2 separate regions of the Homo sapiens genome follow, and region 1 is linked to region 2. Evidence: chromatin loops called from intact Hi-C (ENCODE). Cell type or tissue: heart left ventricle. All regions are shown on one strand. Each heading gives the region's core, and the rest is flanking DNA. Links, peaks and the distances in the headings are about the cores only.

What was found. Peaks named below come from ENCODE experiments on the same cell type or tissue, not always from the same donor. Only the 100,000 strongest peaks of a DNase experiment are listed, where the experiment ranks them.
Region 1: it touches region 2 in a loop (2.4-fold over the local background); 3 of 110 quality-filtered maps call a loop at or near these places.

Annotation. Positions count from the first base shown.
Region 1 is chr2:112,009,019-112,020,135 of GRCh38, reverse strand. It overlaps MERTK (MER proto-oncogene, tyrosine kinase), which reads right to left. Exons shown (of 19, transcript NM_006343.3): 15 at 10,070-10,188; 16 at 614-723. Among named protein-coding and RNA genes, the nearest start is that of TMEM87B, 41 kb to the left of the region's middle. In heart left ventricle, for the core only: no CTCF peak of the experiment used is centred there; no DNase peak of the experiment used is centred there.
Region 2 is chr2:111,948,152-111,964,719 of GRCh38, reverse strand. All of the region lies in intron 4 of MERTK (MER proto-oncogene, tyrosine kinase), which reads right to left. It also overlaps the pseudogene SLC30A6P1. Among named protein-coding and RNA genes, the nearest start is that of MERTK, 58 kb to the right of the region's middle. In heart left ventricle, for the core only: no CTCF peak of the experiment used is centred there; a DNase peak (open chromatin) is centred at 9,934; H3K27ac peaks cover 319 bases.

The DNA of each region.
Region 1 (11,117 bases), core at 2,936-7,935, 60 kb before region 2:
ACAAATGACAAAATACATTGAAGGACCACTCCCTCTTCTTGCAATAAAAAACTTAAAATCAAGACATAGTTATTGTTTTTGAAGATTTACAGCAGACAATGGCTCTGCTGAAGCAGGTTGAAGAAATAGGGAGAACCTAAGTCCACATTTCTTGTATAATGAAGCCATTGTCTGCTGTGAAAGGACAGCTTCCATGTATTCAAAGTACAAAACTTCTTCCTAAGGAAGTGTTGTGAAAACTTAGGGAAAAGCCTTTATGATTTTCACTGCTGTCTTTAAGAGGAGCTGACGTACACATAACTCTAGGTCCAAAGCTAGCTGATGGCTGGGGAAGGATCACAAGGGTCACACCTTGCATTCCTACCGAGTGAGAGAGTGAAGGTAAAACTGGAGTCATAAGGGAAAGCTTTGGAAGCCAACCAGACTCTCAGATACAGAGGCAGTGAAAACTCCCAAACACCCAGCCATATTTCCATCTTCGGAGCAAGCCACACCATCCCCCGCTGACTGCAGCTTCCTTGCCTATCTAAACAGGAACAGGTCCTCTCACTAACCCTGCAAAGACCAAACACCATGAGGTCCAAACCCTTCCAGGATAGCCGAGGACTCTTACATGCAGTTTCGAGCAGCTAAATCTCGATGAAGAAAATTCCTGTTGCTCAGATACTCCATTCCCAGGGCAATATCCACCATGAACTTCAATAGTGTCTGCAGAGGAATATGCTAGATGATAGAGGAAACAAGAAGAAAGACTATCTTTTAAAAAGGAAAACTTGCAAGCAGTTTCTGCCGGGGGGGGAAAGGATGCTTTAATTTATTACAGTGTAGTGATGAAATAAGGAAACAAATCTTTTATTTCCATATCACTAATATCACAAATAAGGTTTTTAAAAAGGAATGAGAAAAACCTTAAACTTCTTGGCAAACATCATATTCTCTTTTCCCCATCTTTAAAAGTATTTACAGTGAATGACATTGTTTCTTTTTAGAAGGTATGAGGTCAAACGTGATCCTTCCGTGTATCCTTCAGAGTGGGACAGAGCACACGCATTGCACAGAGGAGGGAAAGGGACAGGTGGTCTGGCTTCAGCAGCGGCGAGGTGTGTGTGTGTGTGTGTGTCAGGGGTCTAATGTTTCGGAGGGGAAAAGTCCACTTAGGATGAGCTGTTTCCAATTAGGCACCCCTATCTGCTACCATTTTACTACGAAATGTTTTGAAAGATACTCGTTTCTTCTAAACAGAAATTAGGAGAGTCTTCACCAATTATCACAGGACCAAAGCACCACAAGTACATATTCAGGAATTTTCATTTTGCTCCCGTAGGCCCTGCCTATAAGTTTCAACAGTCTAGTGTTTTCTCTAGCTTATAAAAATCAAACTAGATTGCTGTGTTAGAAAACCAGCCACTGTTGGAATCAGTTATGAGGATGACTGCTGATAAAACTTCCATGTAGTAATTAAGTGTTTTAGTGCAATCATGGCCCTGCAGAAAAGGATTTGCACAAGTCCCTGGCAGTCATGAATGGGTCCATCCATTATGTACCCTCCCCAAGGCACTGAATTTGCCATGGCTTCCTTTCCAAACATGAGTTTTCCAAAATGGTACTCATTTTGGAAAGACATTGCATTTTCAATGATTTTATACTCCAAGACACATGTCAATTACATACTGTATAAATAAATGAAATGTCTTAATCTTTAAGTATGGAAGTTTTATGCCTCTATTCTGTATTATTTGGGTATTTGGTTTTCTAGATACTGATTTCCAGGAAAGGATTTGGGTCATAAGAAATATTGCATCTTGCTGTCATTCATGAAGATGTAATGAGTATCAGGTACTATTCATTTGTGCTGTTTTTTCCTAGAACACTTCTGTTATTCCTGGAGACTGTGACCAAAAGTCACTTAAAAAATAATTGTATAGCAGAATTAATAAATGAGTTCAGCAAGGTTGTAGGATACAAGATGGACATACAAAAATCAACTGTATTTTTATATACTAGTGATGAATAATCTGAAAATGAAATTAAGAAAATTCTTTCTTCTCCTCCTCCTTCTTCTTGTGTAGGAGCTGTTTTAATAGCTTGGGCTACAAATGCAATTGTAGCCCTTTAATTTCTCAATTAATTCCTCAAGCACCCACCTAGCCAACTCTGGAACTGTGCTACTTCTGGGCTTTATTGCATGAGATCCTGTATCTCCGTTGAAAGTCATTTTGAGTTGGGTTTTGTATTACATGCTGGTGAAGTCATTCTACTTGTTGTAGAACCTAAACATTGACCCCAACTTCTCTTTCCTGTTTTATCACCCCTCCTCCTATCCTTCCATTGCTTTGCTGTTGCCATGTGAGACAATCTGCTTTTCTTAAAACATAGGTATGCTCCCAGATCATTTGGTCTTTGCTCATTCTGATCTTGTGTGCTGCTCTTAATTTTCCACTGTACTCCTCCTACCACTCTTTTGAGGATATCCATGATGGCAGTGTGGAATTTTTTTTTTTTTGAGACGAAGTCGTGCTCTGTCACCCAGACTGGAGTGGTGCAGTGGCGCGATCTGAGCTCACTGCAAACTCTCCCTCCCAGGTTCAAGCGATTCTCCTGCCTCAGCCTCCCAAGTAGCTGGTATTACAGGCATGCACCACCACGCCCGGGTAATTTTTATGTTTTTAGTAGAGATGGGGTTTCTCCATGTTGGCCAGGCCAGTCTCAAACTCCTTGAAAGGTGAAGCCAGCTGGACTTTCTGGGTTGAGTGGGGACTTAGAGAACTTTTCTGTCTAGCTAGAGGATTGTAAATGCACCAATCAGTGCTCCGTGTCTAGCTAAAGGATTGTAAATGCACCATTCAGCACTCTGTAAAAACGCATCAATTGGTGCTCTGTGTCTAGCCAAAGGACTGTAAATGCACCAATCAGCACTCTGTGTCTAGCTAGAGGGTTGTAAATGCACCAATCAGCACTCTGTAAAATGGACCAATCAGCACTCTGTAAAATGGACTAATCAGCAGGATGTGGGTGGGGACAAATAAGGGAATAAAAGCTGGCCACCCCCAGCCAGCAGTGGCAACCCGCTTGAGTCCCCTTCCACACTGTAGAAGCTTTGTTCTTTCACTCTTCACAATAAATCTTGCTGCTGCTCACTCTTTGGGTCCATGCCATCTTTAAGAGCTGTAACACTCACTGCAAAGGTCCGCGGCTTCATTCTTGAAGTCAGCGAGACCAAGAACCCACCAGAAGGAACCAACTCCGGACACATCCTGACCTCAGGTGATCCACCCGCCTTGGCCTCCCAAACTGCTGGGATTACAGGCGTGAGCCACCACACCCAGTCAGCAGTGTAGAATATTTTAAACATTTCTCCAGTCAGAACTCATTTCTTCCCTGAAGCTCTAGCAGGCTGCTCACATCACTGTGTGATGCATATGTTATTACAGCCTATCTCCCTTTGTACTATCGATCTCCATGAGAACTGGGGGTCATGTCTCATCATCTACCTGTCTGCCCTGCACAGCTCCAGAGACAATGTCTGCCCTGGGCAGAGTGGCACTATGGGTCCAGCACCCTAGCCCTCCTGGAGAAGCATGTTTAAATACATTGATATTGGGCCATCGCAGTATCAAATGCACTGATAATAGTCTTGGGCTGCTCTAGCAGGAGCAGGAGCTATTTATTCCAGGCAGCAAAGAAAAGATCTGAATAAAAGCTTGATTTTTCTGTTTGTCTATGCACTTTGTGTCTTCCACCTTATCTGTGGCTACTAAGCAACAAAATAGGAAACTACATTCCTTTTTATCTTTTTAATACTTGAAAGTTATTTTCCATCATTGAAAATACACTTGTATTTTTTTGCAAATGGAAACTATTCATCAGTCAGTAAAATGTTGTGTACTTGTTTCCCTTACTTGTTATTTTGTTCAAAAGGATATAAGATTACAGCAGAACTTTTGCCAGACACAGATAAGCTGATTCTAAAGTTTCAGTGGAAGGGCAATGAAACCAGAATAGTTAAAACAATTCTGAAAAAGTAGAACAAAGTAGGAAGAATCACACTGGGTGATTTTAAGATTTATAACAAGCTTCAGTAATCAAGACAATGTGATAGGGGCAAAGGATGGGCACAGAGTTTAATGAAACAGAACAGAGGACTCAGAAATGTACAACCAACTGCTTTTAGACAAAGGTACAAGAGCAACTCAATGGATTAAGGACAGTCTTTTCATGGATTAAGATAGTCTTTTGCTATTGGTCATCTATACGCAAAAAAAGCAAACCTTAAACTAAATCTCAAACCCTATACAAAAAATAACTCAGAATTGGTCATATACTTAAATGTAAAATGTAAAAGAACATAATCTTTAGAAAAGAAATAGGAGAAAATCTTTTTACTAGGGGTTAGGCAAAGAGTTCTTAGACATGAGAGCAAAAGCATGACTCATTAAAAAAAAACTGATAAATTGGGCTTTATCAAAATTAAAATATTTTTGCCCGTGTTAAGAGAATGCAATGACAAGCTACAAACTTGGAAAACAGTCTCTGGAAACCACATATCCAACAAAAGAACTATATTTAGAACATATAAAGAACTCTCAAAATATGACGAGAAAATCAACAACTCAATTAAAAAATAAACAAAATACTTGAACAACAGACACTCATCAAAGCGGATGTAAGGATGGCAAATAAGCACATGGCAAGATGCTCAACATCATTAGTCATTCGGGAAATGCAAATAAAAACCATGATGAGATATCACTCTACATCAATCAGGACAGCTATAAGGAAAAACCAGAAAAGCCAGCAACAATATTAAGTCCTAATAAGAATGGGGAGCACTGCATTTCTCACACACTGCTGGTGAGAATGTAAAATGGAATGGCCTCTCTGGAAAACAGTTCTTATAAGGTTAAATATGCACTTACCATATGACCCAGCATCCTACTCTTGGGCATTTACTTTAGAAAAATGAAGACTTCATCCACAAATCTGTACATGAATTTTATAGCAGTCTCATTCATGATTGCTAAAACCTAGAAACAACCCATATGTCCCTAAACAGGTGAAAAGATAAACTGTGGTAGAAGCATACAATGGAATACTACACAGCAATAAAGAAGGAATGAACTATTGATATACACAGCTTGGTTGGATCTCAAAGACATAATGCTGAGTGAAGGAAGCCAGTCTCAAAAGGTTATAAAATGGCCGGGTGCAGTGGCTCACACCTGTAATCCCAGCATTTTGGGAGGCCAAAGCGGGTGGATCATTTAAGGTCAGAAGTTTGAGACCAGCCTGACCAACATGGTGAAACCCCGTCTCTAGTACAAATACAAAAAAAATTAGCCAGGCGTGGTGGCAGGCGCCTGTAGTCCCAGCTACTCAGGAGGCTAAGGCAGGAGAATTGCTAGAACCCGGGAGGCATAGGTGGCAGTGAGCCAAGATTGTGCCCCTGCACTCCAGCCTGGGTGACAGAGTGAGACTCTGTCTCAAAAAGAAAAAAAAAAAAGGTTATAAATGTATGACTCCATTTATGTAACATTCTTGAATAGACAAAACTATTTGGGCCACCAAATAGCCCTGTGTATTTTTAATCTTTTTTGCTACAAAATGCACTCTTGTACAATAACATGAAATTTCCACACCCCCAAGAAATTATTAGAAAAATTATACAACGTAACAGCTAGGCACGGTGGCTCACGCCTGTCATCCCAGCACTTCGGGAGGCCGAGGCGGCTGATCACTTGAGGTCGGGAGTTTGAGACCAGCCTGACCAACATGGAGAAACCCTGTCTCTACTAAAAATACAAAATTAGCCAGGCATGGCCGGGCACGGTGGCTCATGCCTGTAATCCCAGCACTTTGGGAGGCCGAAGTGGGCAGATCACAAGGTCAGGAGATCGAGACCATCCTGGCTAAAACAGTGAAACCCCGTCTCTACTAAAAATACAAAAAATTAGCTGGGTGTGGTGGCGGGCACCTTTAATCCCAGGTACTCGGGAGGCTGAGGCAGGAGAATGGCGTGAACCCAGGAGGTGGAGCTTGCAGTGAGCTGAGATCACGCCACTGCACTCCAGCCTGGGCGACAGAGCGAGACTCTGTCTCAAAAAAAAAAAAAAAAAATAAGCCAGGCATGATAGCGCATGCCTGTAATCCCAGCTACTCAGGAAGCTGAGGCAGGAGAATCACTTGAACCCGGGAGGCGGAGGCTGTGGTGAGCCGAGATTGAGCCATGGCACTCCAGCCTGGACAACAAGAGTGAAATTCCATCCCCCCGCCACCACCCCCCTCCCAAATTATACAACGTACCATAAATTAAATGTGAGTAAAATCACCCATCAACATGAAACAAAACCCACTGAAATGATGTGGTGCCGCCACTCACAGGGATCTGTGTGGGGGCTGCCCTGCTGGAGAGGGGTGCACACAGAATGGGGCAGTCAGAAGAGCATTGAAGGCTCACAGTCTGCAGCCTGGGGGCCAATCCTGCTTTCACCATGGCCCCCTGTGCCTCAGTTTCCTCAGCTTAGATTCCACTAGTAACTACTTTTTAGGGCTGTTGTGCCACTGGTGCATTAATACATACAAAATACAGGCTGGCCTATGCTACATGCTTGAGAAAGGTTAGCCACTGTCATCCCAGGGGCAAGTGTGTATGTAGTGACGTGAAGGCCATGAGAAATGTAGGCATTGAGTGAACAATGAGAGATGAATGTCTGAAATCGCCAACAATTGTACTAAGGTGTTGGGAATTGTGGGTAATTTTTTATCCTTTTACAGACTTCCTATAATGCAATCATCTTTCTTTTTGGGGGAAAAAGAGAAGGAAAATACTCAGCCCTGTCTATTATATTTTCTGTGTAGGACTAGGCCCCTCACCTCTTTGGAAGAGTCTCGGTGATTTTATAACAGCTGTGTGATGCAGCTGCAGCCTCCTGTCTCTACGGTTAGTACTCATGTTGGTGAAAGACAAGTGCATTCTCATGGAAGAGAACAGGAGTACATGTGGGCATGGGGCCAGGGGGGAACTGGAAAAAAGAAAGGGGGCCACTCTCCTGTCCTGATCACTTAAGCTGTCCCTAGGAAGAAGAGAAAGAGTAAAAGGGGGAAAAAAAGCAAAGCAAAAGTACCCTCCCCTCCATCACACACAGGCGTAAGATACCAACAACGTCAGCTGGAAGTGGAAAAGGAGGCTCCAGCATGTGCTGACCCTAAATTGGGTCTCACATTTTTGCCTATTTGTTTCAGCTTTCCCAAATTTTAAATAAAGGGCTGTTTCTACAGATGGACCTGTCTCTTGGGATGAGGACTAGTGTTTTTCTAAGCCGACTTCCCCCATGAAGGCCCTCAGTTGTCATTCTTGTCATCATGGTTCACTGTAACTCTATCAGTCACCTGTGACTTGTGGTTATTAAGTTCATAAGTTACCGGAGGTCGGGGCACTTCAGTCTGAGGTTCCGCTTCTCTCTAGTTTCTCCATGCTGGAAGGATTCAGGGCAGGGGTTGCTGCCCCTCTTAGGGGCACTGCTGAGGCAAGCAAGCTGGCCTACCAATTCCCAACACATCTTCTGATCCTGAGGATGGATACGCTCATGACAAAGAGAAGATGAATGGAGGGAGCATGTTCACCCTCAGTGAACAACTAGAAAGCAACTCCATGCAGCCTCCACCGGGGAACTGAAAGGCACCCTGCATCCAGAGATGTTATAATGAACAAGCCAAGAAGAGGGGACTCCAAAAACAAGAAGCTTCTCTGACAGCACATGGGGCCCAAACATCTTTTAGAAGGAATGTGGCTTCCCTGACATGAAGATGCTCAATGACTGGGTGTGGGGGTGGGGGGGAAGTGAATGCACATTTCTGTGTGTGGCTTCCCTGACATGAGGATGCTCAGTGACTGATGTGGGGGGCGGGGGGAAGGGAATGCACATTTCTCTGCACAATCCCTCCTTCTAAACAGCAGACCCCACAGCATATGGGGCTTCATATTCCAATCACCACCTCTGATCTATCTGCCAACATTCTCCAGGTTACTGAAACGAAGAAGTCCTGGCCCTGCCACCATGAGGTTCTGCATCTGTGCGCAGACACCACACCCCCCAGTCTAGTTACCTTGCACACTTCCTGCCCCTATGCCCCCACTGGGCTCTGCCTGGCCCACTGGGCATTTGAGCCCCTGTGCTCCTGGTGCCCATAGCTCCCTCACTGTGAATAACCAATTGTCTGTCTCCTGTTCTCCTCTCACTCACCACCAGCAGCTCAGCTCCATGGGGCAGGAACCACATCTGTCATGTTCCCTCCAGTGTCCCCAGAGCTCAGTGCCCACCTTAGAGTCAGCACTTGTTCACAGAGTGAACTAATGAACTTAATAAACCTTGTTTTTTTTATTTTTTTCAGATGGAGTCTCACTCTGTCGCCCAGGCTGGATTGCAGTGGCGTGATCTTGGCTCACTGCAACCTCAGCCTTCCTAGTTCAAATGATTCTCCTGCTTCAGCCTCCCAAGTAGCTGGGATTACTGGTGCCTGCCACCACACCTGGCTAATTTTTGTATTTTTTCATGAGAGATGGGGTTTCACCATGTTGGTCAGGCTGGTCTCGAACTGACCTCAAGTGATTCCCCCGCCTCAGCCTCCCAATGTGCTGGGATTACAGGCATGAGCCACCGCACCTGGGCAGAACTTAATAAACTTCCTTTGGTTAATAGTTTGTGAGTGAGTCCCATGGCACTGCTTCACTTGGAAAAGCGACCTGGCTGACCCTAGGCCACTGTCACCCCAGGTTTGTAGATACAGGGGAGTGTGCAGAACTCCACCACACTGGTGCTGCATGGGACATTTTCCCCTGTGTTTTGTCTGCAGAGCCAGTGGGAGTGAGTTTTCATGGTCCCTAAGAACTAATTTCCTTGCACTTTCATCCTGTGGACTCATCAGACCATCAAGCAAGAGCAGCAAGAATTCTTTCCTGGAGCCATCGCTGATGCAGTGAAGGAAGCAGTTGTTCCTAATTGCACCACTGCACTCAGCGGTCCTCATACTGATGGCAGCTAAAGGGACAAAGGTGGGGTGTGTCCGAGAATGCCAAGGTGTAGACTGGGTGGTTCGGTTCCTTCCCAGGACCTGTGGTTTCTTACAGCTGTGATTAAGGGCAGTGATGATCTGGAGTGACTTTTGCCTTTTGCCCAGTCAGAGAATGACTGTTGACAGAGGCCAGCCACACCCTGTTCCCACATGTGTCCCAACCAGAACCCCGCAGGATCGCTGCCTTTTGCAACAGAGAAGATGCGTGCAAGGCAGGAAGGGGCGTCCTGCTTAGCTGGGCATGTAGTCAGGACACACACCGCCTGCTCGCAGTCTACCGTTTGTCCACAAAACATAACAGGAGGATACTGTTTTTGTTTCAGATAAGGAGGCCTAGGAAATGAAAGATACAATGTCCCCAGTGGCTATGATTCCTTAACGCTACAGCCCTCAAAGTCAATACTGAAAATTGACCCTGAAGAAAGGCAAGCGTCTCCATGGTCCTAAATTTCCTAGATGATCCGTAACTGCCTCTACAGCTACATCCAACATTCCCAGGGCTTCACAGTGCTCATGGTGGGTAAGTCAACATAGGGAGTAAAATGTTACAAACAGTTTTCAGAATGTCAGTTGTGCAGTCTTCTTGGTCACCAACACTTCTTCAAAGGTTGAAATCCAGAATGAGCTCTGTAAAATTTCTTTTAGGAGAGCCACCTTCAATGGCCTTCCCATAGTCTGCAAGCTCTGGGGAGTATGCGGCCATGAGGGTTGTGAAGTGCAGAACCAGGAGCCTGGGCCACCCAACTCAAGTTGGTAAGGCTTTGTCCATAAGACTGTGCACGCAGCCACTTACCCACCATAAAGCAGGATAATAATACCTGGAGCAGGCCTGCTGTGAGGATAGACCCCACATTTCAACCCTGGACACACAGGGAGCACTGAACAAAAGTCAACGTCCTCTCCTTCCTGGCTTCACTTTCAAGATTAGATGATTTGGTTGTCCTGGCTAAGTCACATAAGCCCTGAGAAGTGTTCAGGGGTAACACAAGGAGATCATTACCTTTGGTCCTGTCTCCAATCGGGAATAAAGTAAGTAAGTATGCAGGTCCCCGTATTTCATGAAGGGTAAAATTACCATGGGCTTTGGGATGCCTTGAGAGCTCATTTCTATACACACACCTGAAATTACAAACACAGCATCAATTACAAAGAGTCCTTGTTACTGTGACCAGAAAAGCCCTCGTGGACCACTGGAAAAACTGAAGCCGTGTGTTACCAAGTTAACAGTTTGAAAAAATCAAGAGCGCCTAACTCACACTCTGTTCTAGAAAATGGAACACACACAGGGTCCACTACTGGTATTTTTCCCCCTTTCAGATTAATGAGGGCATGAGGGCTGTCACAAATTAAACTGTAACAAGTATAGCCATCTAGAAACCTAGGAATTTCTGTTCCACTGAGTCTGAGGGGTAGTGACCCCATAAGATTTTTGTTTCAGATAAGGAGGCCTAGGAAATGAAAGACACAATGTCCCCAGTGGCTATGATTCCTTAACGCTACAACCCTCAAAGTCAATACTGAACTAGTATTGAACTAGGGCGAACTAGTTTCATGTGATAGATATTTAATCACGTGAAGAAGTCCACTGCAAATGCTTAAACTATTACAATAACTTTGAAGGGCTATAGGTAAAATTCACATCCCTAAATTTTAACAGTTTTGCAAAAGAGAAGCTATAATATCATTTATCATGGAATCTGAGAGCCAGAGGCTATCACCTGATCCCATGCTTGCAAAGCTCCTGCACTCTGTGGTGTGATCACAAAGTGCAATTGTTCTCATAGTCGGCTGAAGCCAATAGCAGTGAATGAATAACAGTAGCTTATTTGACATAATACTGTATACAAACATTGATTTTCACATCTCTCTGCAGTGCCAATCATATGAAACTTTGAAAGATCCCAAAAGAACTTAGCATGTATGCAGTCACAGGATGGCAAAGCAAAAACAAAACACCAAGGTCAGCAGAAAATTCAATTATTTCCAGGTTACTCTTCTCTCTTGGGACAGAGCCACTTACACAGCATCCACTCCATACTTAATCTCCT
Region 2 (16,568 bases), core at 7,769-12,768:
AAACTGGTCAATTCACAAGGATGCATCATATAAATGCAAGGCGTTATAACTAATCGAAGAGAAGACACTAGTGCTAAATGAAAAATTCTATCATTTCAGAGGTTTGAAGACATCTTTAAAAAATTGATTTATTAATTTTAAATAGGAAGACAAGTTAGCCAGATCTTGTTTTCTAATGCCATTCTCCAATAAATGGAACCAGGGCTCCTTGGAGAAATGGCTGATTCTCAGATTGGAGCAGGAAATATATAAGTCTGGAGTAAAATATAAAACAAACACAACACACAACGTACACACACACACATGCGCGTGCGCGCGCGCACACACACACACACACACACACACACACACGAGACAATGATGGGGCATGTCAAAGAGACACAGCAGCTAACTCAAAGAGTTCCCAATGGCCAAAGCTGGAACAATTTGAGCAGGAAAATAAAGTAGCTTTGGATTATAACCCAAAGAAGAAAAAAATATCCAGGAGTCTCTACTGATATCAACAAATAATTAGATAAATTGGAGAGAATAGACAAACCTTCTTGCAGAATAATTCCAAATAGTTTATTGGATATTCTGCCCTCAAAGAGGTGGAGCATAACTCCCCACTCCTTAATGGGCTGCATACAGTGACTCCTTCCAACAAGTACATTATGGAAAGAGCAAAAAAAAAAAAGAAAGAAAATTTTTGAGTGGAGAAACTGACAAACTACCTGAGCCAGATGATCAAGTGCTATATCATGTTGACAGAATGTACCCTTGGAAACAGGTGATGAAAATGTCACTTCACCTCTATGGCCTTCCTCCCGAGAACAAAAAAACCCCAGGCTAATGATGAAAAAAATACCAGTCAGTTCTAAATTGTGGGACATTCTACAAAACACCTGACCAGTGATACCTAAAACCTGTCTGTGGGGAAAAGAAAGAGAGATCAGATTGTTACTGTGTCTGTGTAGAAAGAAGTAGACATAGGAGACTCCATTTTGTTCTGTACTAAGAGAAATTCTTCGGCCTTGAGATGCTGTTAATCTGTAACCTTACCCCCAACCCCGTGCTCCCTGAAACATGTGCTGTGTCAACTCAGGGTTAAATGGATTAAGGGCTGTGCAAGATGTGCTTTGTTACACAGATGCTTGAAGGCAGCATGCTCGTTAAGAGTCATCACCACTCCCTAATCTCAAGTACCCAGGGACACAAACACTGCGGAAGGCCGCAGGGACCTCTGCCTAGGAAAGCCAGGTATTGTCCAAGGTTTCTCCCCATGTGATAGTCTGAAATATGGCCTCGTGGGAAGGGAAAGACCTGACCGTCCCCCAGCCCGACACCCGTAAAGGATCTGTGCTGAGGAGGATTAGTATAAGAGGAAGGAACGCCTCTTGGCAGTTGAGACAAGAGGAAGGCATTGCTCTCCTGCCCATCCCTGGGCAATGGAATGTCTCCGTATAAAACCCCATTGTATGTTCCATCTACTGAGATAGGGGAAAACCGCCTTAGGGCTGGAGGTAGGACATGCGGCAGCAATACTGCTCTTTAAGACATTGAGATGTTTATGTGTATGCATATCTAAAGCACAGCACTTAATTCTTTACCTTGTCTATGTTGCAGAGACCTTTGTTCACGTGTTTATCTGCTGACCTTCTCTCCACTATTATCCTATGACCCTGCCACATCCCCCTCTCCGAGAAACACCCAAGAATGATCAATAAATACTAAGGGAACTCAGAGGCCGGCAGGATCCTCCATATGCTGAACACTGGTCCCCTGGGCCACCTTATTTCTTTCTCTATACTTTATCTCTGTGTCTTTTTCTTTTCCAAGTCTCTCGTTCCACCTAAAAAGAAACACCCACAGGTGTGGAGGAGCAACCCACCCCTTCACTGTCAAGGTCATTCAAAACAAGGAAAGTTTGAGAAATTGTCACAGCCAAGAGGAGCCTAATAAGACATAGATGACTAAATGCAATGTGGTGTCCTGGATGAGATCCTGGGACAGAAAAAGGACAGGAGGTAAAAAGCTAAGGAAATATCACTAAAGTATGGACCTTAGTTAATGATGATGTATCCGTATTGGTTCATCAATTGTAGCAAATGCACCACACCAATGTAAAATGCTAACGATAGGGGAAAGTGGGGGTGGGGTTTATGGGAAATCACTGTATTATCCCCAGTGTTTTTCTATAAGTCTAAAACAATCCTAAAATTTGAAATTTTTTTTTCTTGAGGTCGAGACTCACTCTGTCATCACCCAGGCAATGGTGCAATCCCGGCTCACTACAACCTCCACCTCCCAGGTTCAAGTGATTCTCCTGCCTCGGCCTTCCAAGTAGTTGGGATTACAGGCACCTGCCACCATGCCCGGCTAATTCTGTATTTTTAGTAGAGACGGGGTATCACCATGTTGTCCAGGCTGGTCCTGAACTCCCGACCTCAGGTGATCCACCTGCCTTGGCCTCCTAAAACGCTAGGATTACAGGTGTGAGCCACCACACCCGACCTGAATGGTTATTTTTTAGAATTACAACTATACAAGTATTTACTATGTAGTTGAATCTGGAAACTTCTATATCTGTGGCACACAGAAACATCATCTGACATACAGTAGTATCTTCATAAAATTGTTGAAAATATGCCACCATTTGCTTCTTGGCAGAAAAGCTTATTTTGTGTCTTCTGTCTACATGTGTAGGAAATTTTCCATCAGATATTTTTAAACTCAAAGCTTATCACTAATAACAGTAATAAAATATTTGAAGAATGAAAGGGAAAAAAACTTGCTGAGGGAAGCACAGCAGGCATCAGCCTAGAAAAGCTGTTCCTGGTCGGATGTCTGCATGGCCACGACTGCGCCCCGGCTGCAGCCAAGTGGTCACTACATGGCAGAGAGCTGTGACTGAGAGACGCTGTAGAAAAAATGCATGTCTGATCCTTTTTATATTAGTGCTTCTCCTGAGGGGTTAAATGTGCATAAAAAAGAAAATCAGTGCTGGTGGGTTTTTGTTATTTTCCATCTAGATGGAAGGTTGTCACCAGTGTCTGCGTTTCCCTGACTACACACGGGTCCCTCAGGGAAAAGCAAACCCATACATCTCTGTCCTATGATTCGGTGGTAACCTTTCATTTCTTCAAAAATAACATGGTATTATGGAGAGGATTTGACTGCTACTTCACAGTATCTTAATTTTCAAAGACGAGGAATACTTCCCTCAGATGGGAGGAAACCCTAAGCTGGATTGCTTAATTAAATTCTCTTGAAAATTTAAAACGCCGGCCGGGTGCGGTGGCTCATGCCTGTAATCCCAGCACTTTGGGAGGCTGAGGCGGGCGGAGGTCAGGAGATTGAGGCCATCCTGGATAACACTGTGAAACGCTGTCTCTACTAAAAATACAAAAAAATTAGCCGGGCGTTGTGGCGGGCGCCTGTAGTCCCAGCTACTCGGGAAGCTGAGGCAGGAGAATGGCTGAACCTGGGAGGCGGAGCTTGCAGTGAGCCGAGATCACACCACTGCACTCCAGCCTGGGCGACAGAGCAAGACTCCATCTCAAAAAAAAAAAAAAAAAAAAAAAGAAAGAAAATTTAAAGTGCTAAGAAACAAAAACTCCTGGTAGAAGCCATCTACTTTCATATTTTGGTCACTTCTTCTCAAGTGAGGCATGAAACTGCTACTAGTTTGTGTAGTGAATTAGAAAATATTTATTGCACTGAGGAGGAATATTTCTCTCACACCCATTACACACACATCTATAAAAGGATCCCTGTGATACTCTGCCTCGGGGTCTTTATATCTTCTGCTTGTATTACTCCTAGAGAATTTTGAAAAATATACGTGGACTCTGACACATTTTGAAGTTTGCATCCTTAAATTTTTCGTAATTTAAACATCTTCAAAAAATGTAATTTGAGGTACCTTGAATATCTTGACACCAACACCCACTGTAACGACTCTTCCCCAGCAGCAAGTTTTCCACCATGACTCTTCTACCAGCCCCAAGAATTTCATCTTAATGGTACACATTTGAAAGTTTTTGCTTAAACCATGGGAACTTATTGGCAACAAAAACATATATATACCTTGAAATTGCAAAAATATTTTCTTCTGAATTGATTATACTCATTATTAGGATGCAATTAATCAAAACAATGTAAGTGATTCTTAAACATAAGTACAACTTTATTGGAAGAGCAATTTCTTTGCTGGACAAAATTTGGAATTTTCTTTTCTTTTTTTTTTTTTTTTTTTTTGAGACTGAGACTCGCTCTGTCACTCAGGCTGGAGGGCAATGGCATGATCTTGGCTCACTGCAACCTCCGCCTCCCAGGTTCAAGCGATTCTCCTGCCTCAGTCTCCCAAGTAGCTGGGATTACAGGCATGCACCACCACGCCCGGTTAATTTTTGTATTTTTAATGGAGACAGGGTTTTACCATGTTGGCCAGGCTGGTCTTGAACTCCTGACCTCAGGTGATCCACCTGCCTCAGCCTCCCAAAGTGCTGGGATTACAGGCGTGAGCCACCACGTCCAGCCAAAATTTGGAATTTTCTGTCTCTGGAAATTTCTTAACCCCAAGACAATGCACCACAGCAACCATTCTCAAAATATGGTCAAGAGACTTCTGGGGATTCCAGAGACCCCTTCTGTAGTCCTCAGAGTCAAAACTATTTTCATAATAATAATATATTGTTTGCTCTTTTAATTCTCATTATCTCAGGAATATATGATGGAATTTTCCAAAAGAATTTCCCAGAGGCTATATGATATATGATGATGCCATAGCATAGATGTATTAGCCAATGAAGTGTATGCTTGTGTATTTTTGTGTTTTAAAAGTTTTCAGTTTTAATTTCTAATTCAGTAAATATAGATAGATATGACCCACATAAACAAGAACTCTGGTTCTTGATAACTTATGACTGTAAAAGGATCTTGAGGCCAAGCACAGTGGGCTCACTCCTGTAATCCCAGCACTACAGGAGGCTGAGGCAGGAGGATTGCTTGAGTCCAGAAGTTCGAGAGTTCAAGTCCAGAAGTTGCCCCACCCTGGGGCAACATGGTGAAACCCCATCTCTACAAAAAACACAAAAATTAGCTGAGCATGGTGACATGCACCTGTATTCCCAGCTACTTGGCAGGTTGAGATGGCTGAATCACCTGAGCCTAGGAGGTTGAGGCTACAGTGAGCACTCCAGGCTGGGCGACAGAGTCAGGCTCTGTCACACACACACAAAAACAAACAAACAAAAAACCAAAAAGAAACAAACAAACAAACAAACGAAGGATCTTGAGACCAAAGCATTGAGAACTGATGCTTCATAGTGGTGATTCCAGACAAGCAAGAGAGGTCTTTTTTCTTTTGTAATGCAAGGAAGAGATGAAAGGAAAATAGGGAGGTGGAAAGGGAGAACTGGCGAAGTAACTGGACTTTGGGCACGTTGTCAAGCATTGATTTTAAGAAAGAAGATACATATAGGATGAGGATGGAGACACTGATCCCACTAAGGGGTCCATGCTCTGCTGATCACTGTTTCACAGTGAGGCCTTTAACACTTTGATTTTCATGCCTTGGCATCACTTTTAACCTTCCAGATCCTAAGCTCCCAAGTGATATGCCCATTTCAACCACCAGGCTGCATGAACTTGCAAAACCTGGCTTATATTTAGAAAAATTGGCCTTGGCTCAATCAGAAGATACAGGGAGTTACTAACTTACCTTTTTTATATATTGGAGGAGACATTGGCAGTTTAAAATTAGTCATTTGACTTCAATTATTATCAAAACTCTTAGGAAACCCTTGAATACAAACTACAAAATTACATTCCAAACTTGTCATAAGGGGAAGAGCCAGCCCTGTGGTAAAACCGGAGGTTTATTTCACTGAGATCCATTATCCAGTTATAGAACCTATAGTAGGATCCTATAGTAGCAGATTTCAGGCCCAGTGATCTTTAGTCCTAACAGGTTTATTAATGCTGAAAGGGAAACATTATCACAGAACATGACTTCAGGTCAAATGGACAGTCATTTCTCCTGTGTGTTTCTTTTCATAGTGCACCCAAGGTCAAAAAAACAATCTATAGCAAATGTCCTAGCACAAGACACCTACACCAAGTCTGAATTGCCTGGCAGTAACCACACAATGTATTAAAACAGTGTACAAGGTCAGGTGGTTGGTGCCCATAGGCCAAAGAGATACCAGTAGAGAGAAGAGGAAACTAGTTCAAACCAAAGGTAAATTTCTCCAAAACCAGACAGCACTTAGGGCCAAATATAGTCTTCTTTGCTTAATTTTTCAGCTAAACTTTAATGGCTTAATGGCACTGGCTTCCCAACTAGACACTCGTTTATAAGCCTGGATTGACCATAGCAATGAGTGTACACTAGGAGAAGACAGCTCCCTCTCACTCGCCAGTTCTCTCTGTGTGGATGAACAGTAACTACCAGACTGGAATAGACCTTGACATTTACAGCCCCAAACCCTTGTGACTTTCCAGGGAGAAAAAGCATCCAACTCCCTAAGTCTCCACCCTCCCACCCACTCTATCCTGAATGGCCCCGGGCACTGGAACCCCCACAATCTCCTGAGCCAACTCCTCTTCTAGTGGGTAGGTCGTCCCTCTTAGAGCAATTTCTCCTTTTCACCCAACTCCATTATGATGGTTCACGCCCCTCTTGCTTGGTCCTCTGCTGGTTTGAGAAAAGATATTTATGACACAGCTCTGACAGATATTTTTAAGGAACATTCAGTAACAGGATGTTCCCTTGAGAGAAGGACAATCCGAATTGCTGAGGGAGCAACTCCTAAGAGCACAGTTGAGCCAGTTCTTTGAGTTCTGGATTAAGCAATCCCGCAAATTAACTAGATAAACAATTCTGTCCCTTCTTTTTCTTTTTTCCCTAGTGTCCATCTTTCTACCAAAGGAAGCAACAAATGGAAGATCATGCTGCATAAGTGAGGTAGCTTCTTAACTTGGACCTCTCTATCTGCTCTGCTTTCATCGACTTGACAAATATTTACTGAGTATGTACTACAAGCCAGACATTTTTTCCAGAAACTTGGGATATATCCATGAATAAAACCAAGATCCCCACCCTTATAGAGCTCACATTTTCAGGGGGAGAAATGGGCAATAAATAATAACCTTGATAAGTAAGATGTATGATATATTAGAAGGTGATAAGTACTATGGAAAAACAGAAGACGATCAGAGGGTCAGGATGGGTGGGGAAGCAAGCTGTAATTTTAAATGATGGGCGGGGGGGTATCAGAGGTGGTTCCTTGAGAAATGGCCTCTGAGGAAAGAGTAGGAGTGAGGAAATGGGCCAAGTTGATACTCGGGGGCCTGGGGAGGTTCTAGGCAGAGGCAACATGTGGGAGAGGCCTTTTGCCTTTTTCTCTGAGTTGGGTAGAAAACCCAGAGCTCTGAGCAGAGGGCTGATATGATCTGACTTGTATCAGGATTGCTCCAGCGGCCACATGGAGAATAGACCTTAAGAAGGCAGGTCTCGCCGGGCGCAGTGGCTCACACCTGTAATCCCAGCACTGGCCAAGGCGGGCGGATCACGAGGTCAGGAGATCGAGACCATCCTGGCTAACACGGTGAAACCCCACCTCTATTAAAAATACAAAAAATTAGCCGGGCTAGGTGGCTGGCCCCTGTAGTCCCAGCTATTTGGGAGGCTGAGGCAGGACAATGGCGTGAACCCGGGAGGTGGAGCTTGCAGTGAGCTGAGATCACGCCACTGCACTCCAGCCTGGGTGACATAAAAAAAAAAAAAAGAAAAAAGAAAAAAAGAAGGCAGGTCTCTTAATAGCTCCAAATGTTTTTCTAATATGTAAAATGGGTATTAAAAATGCCTAACTAGCCTGGACAACATAGTGAGATCCCGTCCTACAAAAAATTTGAAAAAAGCTTCTTATCCCTGTAGTCCTAGCTACTTGGGGCGCTGAGGTAGGGGGATTTGCTTGAGTGCAGGAGTTTTGAGGTTACATTGAGTAGAGATCACGCCACTGCACATCAGCCTGGGTGACAGAGAAGACCTTGTCTCTAAACACAACAACAACAAAACTGCCTAATTATCACAGCTTGCTATGTGATTCAAAGTAATTCTTTACAGAAAGTACTGTGGGCATTATGAACTAATTTGTATAAATTCTAGTTATTACTGTTGTTTCTGTTATTACAAGGATATTAATAATTATATCCAGCTAACTAAAACAAAAGCTAGCTTAGCTGTTTCCTAGATGTGGATTTAAATATAAAATGTGTATTTTTTAAAAAAGAAAAGCCTGAAAGATCAACGCAAGCCCACCACTGTTAACAGAAAGGCAGGTCAAAATTGACAATGAGTTAGTAACTATTGCATATAAAAATAACAACACAAAAAATATAATAGGTAGCATTTCAATCATTCCTATAGGCAATCCTGGTACCAAGGGCTTTACATTCATTATTTCACTGAAACCTCATAAATGTTTTATGTAGTAGACACTGCTATTATCCCTATTTTATATACAGAAGTTGAGTAACTTGCCCAGGGATACATGACAGCAAAGTGGCATCAGTCTACATGCCAAAGCTAGAGCTCTTACCCACTAACTTTTTTTTTTTAATACTTTAAGTTCTAGGGTACATGTGCACAATGTGCAGGTTTGTTACATATGTATACATGTGCCATGTTGGTTTGCTGCATCCATCAACTCGTCATTTACATTAGGTATATCTCCTAATGCTATCCCTCCCCCCTCCCCTCACCCTATGACAGGCCCCGGTGTGTGATGTTCCCCTTTCTGTGTCCAAGTGTTCTCATTGTTCAATTCCCACCTATGAGTGAGAACATGCTTACCCACTAACTTATAAAGCACTCCACCATTGAACACCATGAAGCTAAAGCTCTTTGCAGTTCTGCTCTTTATTTTGGGATTTGGTTTTGCCCATGATAAAATTCTTTAAAAAAGAAACTTTTTATTTTGAAATAACTTTAGACTTACAAGAAGTTGCAAAAATAGCAGAGTTACTGTACATCCTTCACCCAGCTTTACCCAATGATAAGATCTTACATAACCATGGTATAATGATCAAAACCAGGAAAGTGACTTTGGTACAATATTATTAACTAAAACACAGGCCTTATTAAGATTTTACCAGTTTCTGCTTTGTTTTATTTTGGGGGGAAGAATGAGTGTATAGGTTTATGCAATTTTATGACAGGTACAGATTTGTGGCTACAGAACTGTTCCATTGCCAAAAAGAAGCTCCCTCTTCTACCCCCTTATAGAACATCCTACCCCCAAACCTAACCCCTGAAATTGTTCTGATATGTTCTCCATTAGCAAAATTTTGTCCTTTTGAGAATGTTATCTAAATGGAATTGTACAGCACGTAACCTTTGAGATTGGCTTTGTTCACTCAGAATAATGTCCTTTAGACAAAGTACTTCTTTTCATGTCCCTTAAAGAAAGCTCATACAACACAGAGGAAAAATAAAAACTTGTATCAAGAGGGAAAAGGCATATGACCTTCCTGTTCCATAAACAATGCTTGCTCAAAGCAGTCCAAACAATCGGCTATTTAAACCACTTAGCATTCCCTCAGTAGAAGGGGTCGGCAAAGTTTACTTAGGGGTCAATTTCAGATAGAATGGCGTCCCCTGGGAACACTCACTGCTTTATTTACATCAGCATGTCAGGGGCAGCTACTCTGCACAAGGCCCCCCAAAGCTGACCTCAGCACCTAGTTCCTCATACATGAATTACTGGAAGGGACTCAGGTATCAAACTAAAGCTTCCTCAAAATTAAAAAAAAATTAATTAAAAATAAGTTTTTACGTAGTTCTTTTATAATGTTACAAAACGCAGACACAAGGGAACAGTCAGCAACTAGCTGACTTTTGAGAGTAACCCCTGTGAGCCCAGCACAATCCCCACAGTCAGCAGCCTGGGCCCCACGCCCTTCCTCCCTGGACTTGTTTTAGCCCTTTGGGTCTACAGAATGGACATTAAAGATCCTGTTCTATTAATTTTACAGGACCAGCTGGAGATATAAATGAGAAAAGAGATAAGAGTTTAAATGTAAAAATAATTTTATAAATACAAGTTACTTCATTATCATGATGTCCCTTTGTCCCAGTGAAAGGACCTAAAACTCGGGGACTATTTGTAATTCATTTGTTTGCTCATTAGTTCATTCATTCATTCACATAGTTCTTATGTGCCAGGCACTGTGCTGGGTGATGGGGCTAACCTAACTAATAAATCATACATAATAATCACTTGATTAGTAAGTCTTCTTGGAGGCCTGACAAATAGATAGAGGGTTTGTTCTTCAATGCAATGGGGAAGAGGCCTTGTGAATATACAGACAAGGGGGTGACCAGGAAGGTTTTCAGAGGAGAGCCGTGATCTGTGTGTCAAGTGAACAGGGGTTTGCCAGACAATGAGAAGGCAGCTTGGCAAGAAGGCACAGTCGCTCATGGGCCTGCGAAAAGTTCATCAGGTCTCACAAGCAGGTGCCTTTGCAGGTGAGGCAGGCGGAGACCGTGGGAAAGTTAGGCTGAAGCCCCAATGGGTCTCAGACTTCAGGGTAAAATGGTAGATTTTAACCTGCATGTAGTGGGGAGTCATGCCAGGAATGAGAAGCTCTGTATTTTAGGAGAACCTCTTTAATCACAAGGTGGAGCATCACTCACTATGGTGGTGGGGTAGGGGGATGAGAACGAGAAAGATTGGACCACAGGTAAGAGGTGACAGCAACAGTCCTGGCGATGAACCAGGAAAGCCTGAATTAAGGCCATGGTGGTGGAAGGGCAGAGGAAGAAATGAGCACAATTGACATTTGAGAACAATGTACAGGGCCTGGGCACAGTGGCTCACGCCTGTAGTCCCAGCACTTTGGGAGGCCAAGGTGGGTGGATCACCTGAGATCAGGAGTTCAAGACTAGCCTGGCCAACATGGTGAAACCCCATCTCTACAAAAATACAAAAATGAGCCGGGCATGATAGTGGGTGCCTGTAATCCCAGCTGCTTGGGAGGCTGAGGCGGGAGAATCACTTGAACCCTGGAGGCAGAGGTTGCGATAAGCAGAGATCACGCCATTGCACTCCAGCCTGGGCGACAGAGCAAAACTGCATCTCAAAACAAAAAAAAAAGAGAGAACAATGTACAGATCTTGGTGATGACTGTTGGATGGGCGAGAGAGAAGAATCTGGGTAAGTTTCAGGTTTCTGGCTTGAATATATGATTACTCCTCCAGGCCTTCACTTCACTGTATAGCATGAGCTAGACCATCTTCACTATGAAACAGGCATTTAATAAATACTGTCACTAAGAAAAATAAAGTCAGCAGCCCCACTTTCCAAACCCTTCACAAATAGGAAAACTGCCTGAGCAGTGCGGTATACTGCGTATTGATTTAGAAACTAGAATTTCGACTCAGCAGTTTAAGTAAGAGTTCTTCATTTACAGACACATTTGTCACTACTCTAAAAACTCTAGAACAGCTGGTGAAATGTTAGTGAGGATTTCCATCATCATGGTTCAGTTTTTGGTTTTTGGTACCCGATGGCCCCTGATGGAGAGTGAATTCATCATGCACACCCACATTCAGAAGCACCTTCTGGTGAATGCTGCCGCAAGTGCTCTCCTACTGGTCATTTCTACAACTACCATGTTCCAGGCACTGAACCAGACCCCTGAATATGTGGCCAAAAAATCCTTCAGTTCCTGCCTTCAAGAGCCCCCCTGGTCTCATGGAAACAGGCAGAGGCGTAAATCAGATATTCTGACAGATGAGAGTATTTGCCATCAGACTGGCAAAAAGTCAAGACTGAATACTGTGTGTATGTGATATAGGGCACATATTACCATATTCCACTAAAAAGATTGCCAACTTGCAAGGCCTTTTTGGAGGGAGATTAGAATGTATTAAAATTTAAAATATGTTCACTTTTCCCTTCAACTCCCATTTAGATATCCCTCCTAAAGAAATACTGGTGGTGCTCGCTTTGGTAGCACATACACTAAAACTGGAACAATAACAGGGAAGATTAGTGTGGAGCCATTGCCCTGACAGCATGTGGTACTGTGGATTCCATGAGTGTGTACAGTGGGAAAGCAACAACACTCGGTTCCACCACCCCGTGCACTGGTCAGCTGGACAAACTCAGACAGGTATCTACCCTGGATAGACTTTACAGAGTTTTAGAAGACGAAAATGAACATTTTTGGAGCCTAAGTTTTGGCTCATTTGTTGGATCAGTGCATGTAAGAATTTGGTGAGATGCAAATGAACAAATAGTTCTTGTTCCTGTGACCAACAGGCTGTATGCTACAGTTCTATTCTGACTGTTCAGATTTTTAAGGATGATTGGATTAGGCTGCCCTGCTGTCTGGGTCTGTCTCCTAAACTTTTCAGATCATCATGTAATTCCAATGACTCTTTTAAAGGGTACTGATGATATGAACACTGTCAGATTGATTCCAGCTAAACCTAGTAGTCCACCTTGAGAATTTTCACGTAACACCCTGGAAAAAAACGTGAGCCCAAGTCTTCTCTACCAAAGAAAAAAAAAAGCTTCAAATTTTAAAAAGTAAAATTAAATTGTAAAGAACTTGAAATGCAAAATAGGTGGTCGTTGTAAGGGTGTAACTGACCTTTTAGAAATAAATCAGATCTCCAAGCTAAGACAAACTACAGCCTTGGGTATTAAAATAGTTTGCACATCTTGTCACAAAAACACACTTCTAATTTTGAGAAAACATACAGAAAAGTTCTAGACAAACAGAGATGGACAGATTTTGTCCCTATTTTTATAAAACATACAAAAATCTATTTTCTATTTACTAATAGTAAATAATTGGGAAATAAAATCAAATATGCTATTTATTAGTACATAAGTACTAAATTAATGCATTCTGATTGGCTGTACACTGTTGATGAAAATGTAAATTGGCATAGCCATTAAGGAAAATAGTTTGGAGGTTCCTCAGAAAATTAAAAATAGAACTACCATATGATTCATCAATTCCCATACTGGGTATATATATCCAAAGGAAATGGTATGAGGATCTCAAAGAGGTATCTGTGGTCCCATATTCATTGCAGCATTATTCATAATAGCTTAGACACGGAAACAATGTAAGTGTCCATAAACAGATAAATGGATTAAAAAATTATGGTATATATATATATATATATATATATATGGGAATATTATTCAGCGTGTACAAAAAAGAAAATCCTGGCATTTATGACAACATGGATGAAACTGGAAGACATTATGCTAAGTGAATAAACCAGACAAAGAAAAGAAAAACTACTGCATGGTCTCACTTACATGTGCAATCTAAAAAAGTTAAACTCACAGAAACAAAGAATAGAACCGTGGTTTAAAAGGGTGGGTGGAGGTGGGTGAGGACTTGGTCAAAAGGTAGAAAGTTTTAGTCCACAGGATGAATAAGTTCTAGAGATCTAATGTACAGCACAGTTAACAAAATTGCACAGTATACTGGAAATTTGCTAAGAGGGTAGATCTTAAGTGTTCTCATCCTCCTACATGCCCTCCCCTGTCGCCTCCCTCCCTCCCCGCCCCCCGAACTCCGCCACAAATGGTAACTATGTGAAAAGATAGCTATATTAATGAGCTTGGCTGGAATAATCAGTTCACTATGTATTTCAAAACATTACATTGTATACCTTAAGTACATACAATTCCAATTTTAAAATAAAAAAAAATTTAACAAATGACTTGTAAGACCTCTACAACAAAAACTACAAAAATTGCTGAGAGAAATTAAAGAAGACCTAAATAAATGAAGAGATATAATGTATTCATTGATTGGAAGGCTCAATATTGTCAAGATGTCTTTTTCTTCTAAACTTATCTATAAAAACAATACGATTGCAGACAAAATCACAGCAGGTATTTTTGTGTAAACATTGTCAAGTGGATTCTAGGATTTTTATAGAATTGGGCAAAAGACCTGAAGTGACGCTTCACCAAAAAAGAGACATGACTGATTAATAAGCACAAGAAGAGACACTAAAATCTTCTCTAAGTCTTGTCTAAAATTAGACATCAGGGAAATGAAATGCAAACTAAAACCACAATAATCTACTAGATTTCAAATCCACTAAATGTCTACACTTAAGAAGACTGACCAAATCAAATGTTGGTAAACATATCGATGAGCAACTGGAACTCTCTCATCCACTGTTGCTGGAATGAAAGATGGCACAATCACTTTGGAAAACCATTTGGTAGTTTCTTTAAAAGTTAAACATATGAAGCAGCAATTCCTCTCCTAGGCATTTATCCAAGACAAAATAAAAACATATGTCCTCCAAAAGACTTGCACTCAAATATTCATAGCTGCTTTATTCATAATAGCCAACTGCCACAAATATCCAAAATGTTTACCAAACAAATGGATAAACCAAATTAACACATTAATACAACAGAGTACTATATCAGCAATAAAAAATGATGTACTGGCCAGGCACGGTGGCTTATGCCTGTAATCCCAGCAATTTAGGAGGTGGAGGCGGTCGGATCATTTAAGGTCAGGAATTCGAGACCAGCCTGACCAACATGCTGAAACCCTGTCTCTACTTAAATACAAAAAGTAGCCAGGCGTAGTGGCAGGTGCCTGTAATTCGGCTACTCAGGAGGCTGAGGCAGGAGAATCGCTTGAACCCAGGAGGTGGAGCTTGCAGTAAGCCAAGATTGAGCCACTGCACTCCAGCCTGGGCAACAGAGCAAGACTCCTTCTGAAAATAAAAATAAAAATAAAGATGATGTACTAGTGATAAAACATCATGGATGAATCTCAAAGATATCATGTTGAGTGGAAGAAGCCACGGAAAGTATGTATGACACAAAAAAGTACATACTTTATATTCCATTTTTTGAAGTTCAAGAACAGGCAAAATTATTCTATGATGACAGATATAAGAACAGAATTGCCTATGGGAGATGGTGACCCACTGGAAGGGATCATGAAGGACTTTCTGAAGTGATGGCAATATTCTATATCTTGACCGAGGTGGTAGCTACATGGGTGTCTACACTTAGGAAAACTCACTGAGTTGTACAACTGAATTCTATGCACTTAATTGTATGTCAATTTTACCTCAATGAAAATAAGTCTTTATGGGATTTCAGAGTGATCATCCTATAAAGGGTAGAGTCTATTTTTTAAAATTGATTTTGAATAAAAAGTTACTTAATTCCCTAAAAAAACTCAAAGAAAACTCAGATGAAGGAGAGAAAACCATAACATTCCTCCTGAAGTCACGGGTTAGAAAAGTGATTCAGAGTTAATAGGTAGGGGCTGGCATTCACTTACTGATCCATCCTAGCCATAAATATTTACTGAGTACTACTAGGAGGCAGGTACCTTTTCAGCCACTGGCAGTGCAGAGGTGAATGGGAGAGACAAAGCTCTTGTCCTTACTGAGCATATGTTCTCTAAGAAGCTAGACAAGGAGACCCAATGAATAAACTGGGTAATTATAGACGGTGACAAGTGCAATGGAGGAGTACACAGGAATATGGGATTGAGGGGACCTAAAACAGTTAAGAGTGATCAGGGATGGCCTCTCTGAAGAAGTGATGAGTTGGGTCATGGGACAAAGGGCCGATGGAAGAACACTGCAAGCAGATAGAAGAGACAGTGCAAAGGTCCTGAGGCAGGAAGGAACAGGATGTGCCTAGAGAAGTGAAAGACAATCAATGTGACTCGTGCCTAACAAGCAGGATGGAGAGCATGGGATGGGGCTGGGTTGGATAGATAGGAAGGAGCTAGGACACGCAGCCCCTAGGGAAAGGGCAGGAAGGACTGGGTGACAGTCTAAGACAGAAGGGAGATACTGCAGGGTTTTCAGCAGGCAGGTGATGTCATCTGCCACCCAGGAGGGTAGTTGGGAGTGGGGACAAGGCTGGGAGCAAAAAGGCCCAGTTAGGAAGCTACTGCAGAGGCGACAGCAAGAGCTGGCAGTGACACGGACCAGGGTGCTGGCAGCAGGGTGGAGAAAAGACAGATTTCAGATGTATTGTAGGAGCAGAACTGACAGAACTGCTGATGCCAACATGAAAAATGAGAAAAAGGAAGGATGGGAAAATGGTGATATCATTCACTAAGATGGAGAATTCTGGAGTGGAACAAGTCTGGGGTTAAGAGTTTCATTCTGAGATGCCTATGTACCCAGCAAGTGGCAATGCCAAGGAGGCGGTTGGATACATGAGCCTGCAACTCAGGAGAGGGGTCTGGGCTGGAGTTCAAGGTCATTTCTTATAGATGGTGTTAAACCATGGGCCCAAAGAAACTCTCCCAAGGGGAAGCATCTCAGAGTAAAAGAAGGGGACCCAGGATTGAGCCCTGCCATTCAAAACTCCAGTCAATGACAAAGGAGGAGCAATGAATTGGTGTCACTCAATGAAATGGAAGCCAGGACAGTGTTTCCAAAAGTCCACGCTGTGTCCTGAAGGCCTAGAACAGCCTCAGGCATACAGCAGTCCCTGGAGAAAGGAAGGAGGGAGGGAGTGTGGTAACCTTGCCTGATGTTGCTGAAAGAT